Linked DNA regions of Homo sapiens: region 1 is linked to region 2. A link is an interaction called in ENCODE POLR2A ChIA-PET data of the cell type or tissue named here. Cell type or tissue: GM12878. All regions are shown on one strand. Each heading gives the region's core, and the rest is flanking DNA. Links, peaks and the distances in the headings are about the cores only. Region 1 holds the start of RBPMS2 (RNA binding protein, mRNA processing factor 2). Region 2 overlaps OAZ2 (ornithine decarboxylase antizyme 2).

What was found. ChIA-PET counts read pairs that join two places held together with the same protein. Peaks named below come from ENCODE experiments on the same cell type or tissue, not always from the same donor. Only the 100,000 strongest peaks of a DNase experiment are listed, where the experiment ranks them.
Region 1: POLR2A ChIA-PET joins it to region 2 with 10 read pairs; 3 of 35 experiments call an interaction of 5 or more read pairs at or near these places.

The regions. Positions count from the first base shown.
Region 1 is chr15:64,774,024-64,779,393 of GRCh38, reverse strand. It overlaps RBPMS2 (RNA binding protein, mRNA processing factor 2), which reads left to right and starts at 3,805. Exons shown (of 8, transcript NM_194272.3): 1 at 3,805-4,161. The coding sequence starts at 4,075. RefSeq lists enhancers at 2,252-3,097, 3,098-3,944 and a silencer at 3,380-3,629. In GM12878, for the core only: no CTCF peak of the experiment used is centred there; no DNase peak of the experiment used is centred there; H3K4me3 peaks cover 1,152 bases; H3K27me3 peaks cover 560 bases.
Region 2 is chr15:64,692,755-64,698,124 of GRCh38, reverse strand. All of the region lies in intron 1 of OAZ2 (ornithine decarboxylase antizyme 2), which reads left to right. Among named protein-coding and RNA genes, the nearest start is that of OAZ2, 7.8 kb to the left of the region's middle. In GM12878, for the core only: no CTCF peak of the experiment used is centred there; no DNase peak of the experiment used is centred there; H3K4me3 peaks cover 830 bases; H3K27ac peaks cover 1,082 bases.

The sequences.
Region 1 (5,370 bases), core at 258-5,257, 81 kb before region 2:
CAGCCACTCCTTGGAGTCAGAAAGCTTCCCATGTGGTAGGTGAGACTTCAAAACAAGGTATTCCCAGGTTCAACACGACACAGAGAAGGCACTCTGAGAGCACAGGGGAGAGAGAATGGGTACTGGGAAAGGTCTGGAAGCTGGGGGTGGAGAGTGAGGATGGGAGGATTCCAGACAAAAGGAATAGAAATTCGAGAAGCTCAGAGGTGATATGGAGCATGACAGTGGGGGAGGCCTGGGGCACTGAAGAGATTACTAGAGGCTACACTACTAGGTCATAGCTGGGGAGACAGAGATATAAGTTCCTACCCTTCAGATGTCTGAAAGAGTTGTACACCCCAAACTCCTCTCTCTAGCCTCTTTCACATCAGCTTCTGGTCAGCACCAATGGGTACGCCTGACTACTCATGAAGGTGCGGGCTGGGTGGGAGCTTTGTGTTTATATGATCTCCAAATCCATGTGAGATTGGAGATTCTGCCATTTCAGGGGCCATAGGGGTGCACAGAGAGGGAAAAGACAGTTGTTGCCTCCAAAGTGCTTAAGGGCTGGTCACACATACAGGAAACTTTCTGAGGCATTAAGAATGCTCATATAAGAGGGCGGGCTCATGCCTGTAATCTCAGCACTTTGAGAGGCCAAGGTGAGCAGATTACTTGAGGCCAGGAGTTCAAGACCAGCCTGGCCAACACGGTGAAACCTTGTCCCTACTAAAAATACAAAAATTAGCCAGGTGTGACAGCGAGTGTGGTGGCAGGCACCTGTAATCCCAGCTACTCAGGAGGCTGAGGCACGAGAACTGCTCGAACCTGGGAGATGGAGGATGCACTGCACTCAAGCCTGGTGACATAGTGAGACTCCGTCTCAAAGAAAAAGAAAAAAAAAAGAATCCTCATATAAAGTTTGCCTATGAAGGCAAAAGAGAAAATAAACTGGAAATAATACAAATATCTAACAAGAGACAGGTTAAATAAGTAATGGCAGTCTAATAAGGGGTAAGCATTTACTACAAATTATGAAGAACTTAAGAAGAAATACAGGCTGGGTGTGGTGGCTCACGCCTATAATACCAGCACTTTGGGAGGCCAAGGTGGGAGGATCACTTGAGCCCAGGAGTTCAACACCAGCTTGGGACAACATAATGAGAGGCCAGTCTCTTAAAAAAAAAAAAAAAAAATTAGCTGGGCGTGGTGTTGCACCTGTAATCACAGCTACCTGGGAGGCTGAGGTAGAAGGATCACTTGAGCCCAGGAGTTCAAGGCTGGAGTGAGCTGTGATTGTGCCACTGCACTCCAGCTTGGGTGACAGAGCAAGATCTTTTTTCTAAAAAAAGAAAAGAAGGCCGGGCGCGGTGGCTCACGCCTGTAATCTCAGCACTTTGGGAGGCTGATGGGGGCAGATTACAAGGTCAAGAGATCAAGATCATCCTCACCAACATGGGGAAACCGTCTCTACTAAAAATACAAAAGTTAGCTGGGCGTGGTTGTGCGTTCCTGTAGTCCCAGCTACTCAGGAGGCTGAGGCAGAATAGCTTGAAACTGGGAGGTGGAGGTTGCAGTGAGCCGAGATCGCATCACTGCACTCCAGTCTGGCAACAGAGCAAGACTGCATCTCAAAAAAGCCCCCAAAACAAAAAAAAAAAAAATGAAAAAAGAAAAGAAATGTAGTGATGGGGGTCAGTTGTGGCCCCTGTGTCATTTGTCACCTTTTTGGGCCTTAGCTCTCCCATCTATGGAGAAAACAGAGACCAGAATGGAGAAGAAGGGTGACCAGAATTACAAGATGAGAGGCTCTTCTTTGAAAAATTCAAATTAACCATATAATGGCTGAGTTCAGAAATCTGGCCAGGCTCCTTCTCCTGGAAAAAGCATGGGAAAGGCAGGATCTTGAGGGAAGGGAAGATTTTGGATTGATTAGGGGGAGCGGGGGAGGAAGAGGAAGAGGAAGAGTATTCCTGGGCCAAAGTTAGAGACAAACCTGATAGGAAGACCTATTCTAGGGGAGGGGATGGTGATCAAGCCCACAGCCAGATTGGACTGAGGCCTGTGGAGGATGGTAGGGGTATCTGAGGGTTCCCAAGGTTGGTTCTATCTGGAGATGCCTGAGGCTGGAGGCATCTTAAAAACTCTGGGTAAAGGTCTGGCTCCTACAGGCAGCAGCTCCCTCTTCATAGGGCCTGAGCCAAGTGTTGGCAACAGGGCTGATGGGAAACCAGGGTGCTCTTGGCCTTGCCACCAGCAGAAAATGGTCCCCAGCCCACAGTAGGTGCTCAATAATTATTTACTAAAGGAATGAGTATATCATTGGAAAGACATTGCCCATCTCTAGGCCTCAATTTATCTGTGAGATGGCAGGTCAGGATGGAGATTATAATTTACTGGGAAGACTAAGCCACAGCACAGTGATCCTGTGGTGCTAGTCCTACCTAATTCAGGAGGTCGACACACAGAGGTTCTGGGGGCTCAGGCACTTGTCCACGGTCTGGGATCCTAACCAGTCCGTGACTGCAAATCCAGCTTTTCTTTTTTCTTTTCTTTTTTTGAGACGGAGTTTCGCTCTTGTTGCCCTGGCTGGAGTGCAATGGCAAGATCTCGGGTCACCGCAACCTCCGCCCCGTCCAGGAGAAGGGGCACTGAGGAGGGACCCAGTTCTCCCGCGGCTCTGCCGGATTCAGGCTGCAGCGCTTCCAGCGCTCCCCGAGGTGGGTGCGGGTTTCTACTGTGGCAGCAGGGCGGGCCCCCATCGGCTGGGTTTTCAAATAGAAGAGAAAACCGACCCAGAGGCCGCGCCCTACTGACCTGCGCGGGGGTGCGGGGGGAGTCACGACGACCTCCCCCACCTCCCCCAGCCTCTAGGCTATTACATCCGTCCCCAGCCTTCGGGCTCAGAATAGGAGGCAGGGAAAGGTGTGAGGGGCACTGAGGTCGGGGGAGGAGCGAGAAGACCCGAAAGCCAGGCGTGTTGAGGGCAAGGTGGGCAACAGAACCTTCTTGGTCATTCGAGGCAGCCCTCGCTAATGACCATTGGGGTCCCAACACTCGAATCCCCACCTAAGTCCTATTCAGATAGTGACTGGGAGTGGGAAGGGAGTTTGAGATCCTAAGTCCCACCCTCTGGGCTGGGAGCCTGAGGCCAGAGAGGGGAAGTGATTTCCTCAAGGTCACTCAGCAAAACAGCGCCCAGCCCGGGCCAAAGCTCAGGTGTCTCCCAACCCCCTCCCCCCGGCCATCACCCCCAGAACTCGGTCCCCCGGAGCTGAGGTCTGCGCGACTGGATTTAGGGGCAGAATGAGTGCGTCGGGAACCCCAAAACCCTAGATCAAGATACAAGGGGAGTCGACGGCCCGGAAACCTCGCTGCGGGTGCCCTAAGCGCGAGGCCGCCCGGGCAGGGCCGCCCAGGGACCGGGGCGCTGGGTGCGGGGCACGGGGCTCCACCTCCCGCGGGCTGGGGCGCGCAGCGCGCGGCCCCTTTAAGAAAGTTCGCCGGGCGAGTTCATCAAAGTTTAAAAACTCGCCGTGGAGAAGGGCGCGGGGGAAGAGGAGAGAGGGAGAGCGCTGACCCAGGCGAGAGAGAGGGGAAAGGCCCGGCCGGAGGCCGGCGCCCCGCGGCCGGGGCCGGGGCGAGCCCACGGTGGGCGGTGGGGATTGGCTGCGCGTTCCCCCGGAGACCGCGCGGCGGGCGGGGGAGGGGGCTGGCCGGGCCCCAGCTGAGGCCGGTTCCGGCCCCGCCCCCCGCCGCCGGCGCCCGCCCCCTCCCCCGGCGCCCGCCCCCCGCCGCCGCTGCCGCCGCCGCCGCCGCCGCGGCGCACTCGCCGGTCGCAGTGAAAAGGCGGAGGCGGCGGCCCCTCCGGCTCCCACTGCCTCCCCCGCCGCACCCCCTCCCCACCTTCCGCACCCGCCAAACTTGATGTGACCCTGGCCCGACGCGGAGGCTGCCCCTCTCACTGCCCCGTGGGTCCCCCGCCACCCGCTCCGCACCCGCGAGCGCACCGCTCCCCGCGCCCCTTCCCACTTCCCGCGGGGCCGGCGCCGCGCTCGCCCTCGCGTTCCTTCCCGCCGCCCCCTCCCCCGCACCATGAGCAACCTGAAGCCGGACGGCGAGCACGGCGGCAGCACCGGCACCGGCTCCGGCGCGGGCTCCGGCGGCGCCCTGGAGGAGGAGGTGGGTCTGTGGCCCCGGGACTTGCCGGGTGAAGCGCACGCCAGGCGGGCGCGGGAGAGGGCGAGCGGGGCCTGCCGCGCCTCGCGGGGCCGGGGTGGCCATCGCTCCCGGCGCCTTCCCGCCGCTGCCCTCTCGCCCGGGTAGGAGCGGCCCGTGTCCGCGGGCGGGAGCGTGCGGCCTGGACTGCCCCGCCGGACAGGCATTGTCTCCCCGCCCTCTCGGGCTCGAGGCGGGCCGCGCGCGCCGGCCGCCGTCCGGGCGTCCCGCGGTGGGCGAGATGCGCCGCGTCCGTTCCATGCCTGCCGCCCGCGCGCCCCTTGCTCCCCACCCCGTAGCCGCTCGCCGCCCTCCTCCGAGGCGCACCTCCTGCGTGGCCAGGACCCCGCCTCGGCGGCACGGAGCGGAGCGGGATTAGCACGGCCCGAGGGCGGCACCCTCACTCCACTGCCTTTTCCGCCCTGACCCCCTCCCCGTGACCTTGGAGGCCTGGGCCGGCCGGCTCCTCGGTTCCTGCGAGCTGTTGTCATGGGGGTGGGCGGGCTTTCTTCACAGCCCCAGAACCTGGGCTTTGGCAGAGGTGAGCCCACAATTTAATTAGTTTGGAAGATGACTAAAGACACTCAGTTCGTCCTTCTCCTCTCTCTGGGTTTGTCCTGGCAACCAAGCCAGGACCCCAAAGCTGGCCTGGGTGGGATCCTGCCAGGAGGGGCGAAATCATCTCGTCCACCGGCCATGTGCGAAAGGGAGGGAGTGTAAGGCGGCTCCGTGGAACCACCAGCAGCTGGGTGGTTAATGGATGGTAGGGAGGATGTGTGTGCGGGGTGGGGTGCTGGATAAAAGCCTCAAAGATATCAGTGAATAGGGACGAGGAGCTAGGCTGGCGGAGACAAGAACTGGAGTAGAAGGGGACAGGCTTCGCAGGGCCTCTGGCCTCTGCTGCGTCATTCTAGGGGTGAGAGAGCCTTCCTGCCCCTGCCCTGGCATGTTCTCGCCCAGGAAACCAAGGGCTGGTTATCCACCTTGGGCGCCCTTCCCCTTGGCCTGGGGGAGAAACCGCAGAGCCCCTGGTGTGGACTGGTGTTGCCTCCTCCCCTTGTGCTGGGGGTTGGTGCAGAATGGCGCCGGTGGCCCTCGGCTGGGCTGGGCTCAGCGCCGCCAGCTCCCACTCGGCTATTCAGAGACCTTCAGCCAGCCCCAGTCGATGACAAT
Region 2 (5,370 bases), core at 57-5,056:
ATGGAAGGGGCATCGGTAGCTGGAAATCAGCCTCTACAGCCACACTAGACTGGAGGTGGTCATCACCCTCTCACCTTTCTTACTTTCTATTTTGCTAAGTGATGGCACATCTTTTTGCGTAGGGATTAGTCATCAAAGACATTCCTAGTCTCAGAGTAAAAGCTACCTGTATGAGGGAAGTGAGGGCACCTTTGGGTGTTCTATGAGGCAGGGCCTGAGACAAGAATGGGTCAGAAGAGGTTGAGAGGGGGAAATGAATGTAGAACTGTGTTGGGAATGTGGTTTTCATGTCTTCAATTGATACCAAAAGGTAGCTAATACCAAGGCCATCTGACTTTCTCTGACAGGTAATAGAAACCAGAGAGAAAGGGTGCAGAATTGAATGAGCGAAGGAGGCTACTGATTCAAGTGAAACATGATCAGAAGTATATTAAGGAGAATTTGAATTCAAGTATTTTTTAGATGTAGCTAAGTGGAAGTTACTCACAGAATTACTTTTATATGGAATCTCTTCTCTGTGTACTCTGTACTCTTTTGGTAGCCATCTGTGGGGGATTGCTTTCAGGACCTTCCCCTTACCAAAATCCAAGGGTCCATTATATAAAATAGTGTAGTATTTACATATAACCTACATATATCTTCCCATATACTTTAAATTATCTCTAGATTACTTATAATGCATAACACAATGTAAATGCTATGTAAATAGTTTTAGTGCTCTTTTTATTTGTACTTTTTTTTATTATGCTGTTGTTTATTTTTTTCCTGAGTATTTTTGATCCATGGTTGGTCAAATCCACGAATGTGGAACCTGTGGATATAGAGGACCAACTGTATGTAAATCAAAACTGACTAAAGACAGCTGGAAGTAATTTTTTTTTTTTTTTTTTTGAGGCAGAGTCTCGCTCTTTTGCCAGGCTGGAGTGCAGTGGTGCAGTCTTGGCTCACTGCAACCTCTGCCTCCCGTGTTCAAGCGATTCTGCTGCCTCAGCCTCCCAAGTAGCTGGGACTACGGGCGTGTACCACCACGCCCAGCTAATTTTTGTATTTTTAGTAGAGACGGGGTTTCATCATGTTGGCCAGGATGGTCTTGATCTCCTGACTTTGTGATCTGCCTGCCTCTGCCTTCCAAAGTGCTGGGATTACAGGCGTGAGCCACTGCGCCCGGCTGGAAGTGATTCTTTAACAGAAGATCCTTTACTTTTATCAAGAGACTTAAGGTTAATTCTAAATAGTAAGTACCCTAGAGATTTAGAAATAGCATTTGAATTATAAAAATTTTATTTACCATCATCATTGCCCAGCTGTACATCTGCTGCATACGCTGCCTGTCTGTAGTCAGTGTGTGAAATTGTAACCTGCTAAGGGCATTTCAGACAACAGTTTCACAGACACTTTAAATTAGAGGCAGCAGGATGTGATATGTTAGTAGCACTCATATGTATTCTGAGGAGTGTTTCCAAGGGCATGTCCTATCACTGAGAAAATAAAAGGCACTAACAGATTGGCTCTAATCTTCCATCTCTCTTCCGAATTGCCTTGTATGCTGGATACCTGACACCTTAGTTTCTGGCATGGGATATATGTATTTTTTTCTCTTCCAAAGCAGGACCAGCCCAGCTGGATGTTTGGGTTCGGTCTGATACATTTGATTTTCCTTAATCAGCCTGATCTTTTCAGCCTCTGAAAAGGACTGAGATTCTTTTTTTTTTTTTTTGAGACAGTCTCGCTCTGTCACCCAGGCTGGAGTGCAGTGGCACGATCTCAGCTCACTGCAACCTCCGCCTCCCTGGTTCAAGCAATTCTCCTACCTCAGCCTCCCAAAGTGCTGGGATTACAGGGATGAGCCACCATGCCCAGCCTGTTTCTTAAATCATCCTTTAGGTGGTTGAGATTAAACAATGCCTGCCCTCAAGTGGTGTGACCAGGAGGTGAGGAAGGATTGGAAAAAGCTGGGGATAGGAGCCAGTTAGAAACAAGACTAAACTGAATATGAAACCCAACCTGGTTTGGATCTTATGATAGGAAGACTTGTGTTTAGAAGTCACTGTCTGTTGTGCTTAAATTCTTCCAGGATTCATTATTCCTAATGAGCTTGGTGGCGTAGCTTCAATACCATTTGAACACTAAAGCCATTATCAGAAGAGAAGGCCATTACTGGGTAATTTCATGCCCCTTAATGTCTTTAACTACCACATACGTACCCATCCCCCTTCCTTTCTCACTTCAGAAATGACAGGTTTTTTGGAAGAGAAGCAATTTGCCATTCACAGCAAGTAACTAATAACAGATGCTTTATGTGGACGATGAAGATAATTATTGTGATCTACTGTCTACTAAACTTATCGCAAACCCCAGCTGTTTCTTTTAGGGAACTGGAACTAGTTCCCAGAGTGGGGGCTTGAAACACCCCTCCACCCCCACTCACACACACACTTGCTTATCTGCGCAGATTTATGGGGGAGGAGCAGAGAGCCTCCAGGATCCTTGTATGTGAGAATGGGGAAGTAAATGACATGTTACCATGGCGTAGATATCTTGCGTTTATTTGAAGAGGAGAGAGATCAGGAAACCAGAAATATCACAAGCCCCACTGCTAAATATGACTAGCTTAAAGAAAGAAATATCACAAGCTCATAGATTAGTGCTGGACACAGGGCAGGCAGGCTCCAGGGATTACTTCTAGGAAGACAAAGGGTATTATGGTCTAAAAAAAAATCCTCACTTTATTCTTGTCTTTTCAGTGAGTTGGCCCATTGCTTCTGCTGTTTGCAAGTAAAAATTAGCTAAGAATCAAGATGGTAGTTGGGATGCAGGGCAGAGGTTGAATGCAGCTCGCTCATCTAAAGACCATTTGAGGAATAATTCCTTTGGAAGTAGGAGCCTGGCACCAGAATTCTAGAATTGCAAGGGCTTGGTGATTGATAGGGTTATTTTGTGAACCTAATTAATTCTCTGTATACAAGATGATAATCTGTCTATCCCAGAGGGGTTTGCCCCATCTTTGGGTAGCTCCACTGACCAATAGAAGCAAACCAGCTTTCTCCCGTGGTCCAGCCCTCCTTATGCCCCTGCAGGAACCTCAGCACAGAGAAGTGATCATTGGGGAATGAGAACGGAATCATATGATGTGGTGCATGTGTGTGCATTTGCTTGGGGAAACTCCCCTCACCAAACTCTTGTCTTATTTTTTCTAGTCTGGACACTGTTATTCTGCCCCTTAACACATTGGAAGGGGGAATCACAATAGCTCATTGTCCCCAGCAGAAAATAACTCCTGTCCTTGAAAACAGTAGCATAGTCCTCTGTTAAGCCCTTTCTGTTTTTTTGTTTGTTTTTGTTTTTTTGAGACAGAGTTTTGCTCTTGTTGCTCCGGCTGGAGTGCAGTGGCGTGGTCTTGGCTCACTGCAACCTCCACCTCCCGGGTTCAAGCGATTCTCCTGCTTCGGCCTCCTTAGTAGTTGGGACTACAGGCACGCTCCACCACACCCGGCTAATTTTTGTGTTTTCAGTAGAGACGGGGTTTCACCATGTTGGCCAAGCTGGTCTCAAACTCCTGACCTCAGGTGATCCATCCACTTTGGCCTCCCAAACTGCTGGGATTACAGGCGTGAGCCACCACGCCTGGCCGTTTTTGTTTTGAGCTGAAGTTTCGCTCTGTCATCCAGGCTGGAGTGCAGTGGCACAATCTTGGCTCACTGCAGCCTCCACCTCCCAGGTTCAAGTGATTCTCCTGCATCAGCCTCCTGAGTAGGTGGGTCTACAGGTGCACACCACCACACCCGGCTAATTTTTTTGTATTTTTAGTAGAGATGGGGTTTCACCATATTGGCCAGGCTGCTCTCAAACTCCTGACTTCAAGTGATCCACCCGTCTCTGTCTCCCAAAGTGTTGGGATTACAGGCATGAGCCACTGCGCCCAGTTCAGCCTTTTCTGTTAACAGCTGTTGATGAGGCCGAGAGTGGAGGAGGTGAGGATGACCTGAGGTTTTCCAGAGGAGGGAAGAGGTAGATATGTGGTTACACCCCTAGATTTTTTTTTTTTTTTTTTGGGGGGGAGGAATCTGGCTCTGTCACCCAGGCTAGAGTGTAGTGGCACAATCTCGGCTAACTGCAGCCTCCACCTCCTGGGTTCAAGAAATTCTTCTGCCTCAGGCTTTTGAGTACCTGGCATTACAGGCACCTGCCACCACGCCCGGCTAATTTTTGTACTTTTAGTAGAGGTGGGGTTTCGCCATGTTGGCCAGGCTGGTCTTGAACTCCTGAGCTCAAGTGATCCTCCCTCCTCGGCCTCCCAAAGTGCACCCCTAGATACTGATGCTGCTCCTCACCCATGGACACTTCCCTGGGAAATCCATTTCTCAAAGAAATTTCCAAGTATACTTGTAGGCCCCCAGTTGAAATCTTTGAGAGAACAGACCCTAGGAGCTGAGCAGTGACGGGTTTGGACTTGCATTTTCAGCTGGAGTGCAGATACAGTTCTGCTAATAGGACTGCCCCTTTGGTTACTGTACCATTGCCATGTTAGGTGTGAATTCAGTTTTGTTGCTCTTCATTTAGAAGAATCCAAAATTGGCATGCCATGCTATATAAAGCAAAGGACAGTGTGAAGAATAGTTACCTCACACCGTTTTACAATGGCTTTCAGGGAAAAAAAAGCCCTGACTTACAGCATTTGGGGACTTTCGCAGTGTAAATACTCCTCCTTTGGCCAATTCAGGCTACCAACATGACATCATTAAACACATATTTGGCAAGAGATGTGCACGATTGTGTGAGCTGGCCCCAGCACACCACTGCAATACCCGCTAAATGTATCCAGTGCATTCCAGCTGCTCTGAGGCTGATGTGTGGTGGCTGGGGAACAGGCCTGTTGCTGAGTCGTGGTGTGTACACACACACACAATTTACCTCCTTCTCTGTTTCACTTGCCCTTGGCCTAGGGAATGAACTACATCTCAGTCTAAGGAACCACTAAATTGGATTCAAAGACAGTTGAGCAGATCTACAGCCCTGTTGGGTCCATCCGAAAATCAAGGTGGCCAGTAAGGTGACAGCTCTTTTAGGAGCCTTTTACCTGCTATAATCTGTCTGATTATTGGATTCTTTACTCAGGTCATAGCACGTATCCTCCTCTCCCAGCACATAGCCTGCACCCAGCACATCTGAGTGTGTGTTCTGACCACATCACTATTATGTGACCTCCCACGCTCAGGTCACGAAAGGATCAGCAAAGAAGGGCAAGAAGGCCCAGCATTTGGTGCATACCAGGGGCAAATCAGACATCACAGTATTCTATGTACTATTGTGTACCTCTGCTCTGGGAGCCAAATCCCTGGATTTAGTTTTATTCTTAACCATTGAGGGATT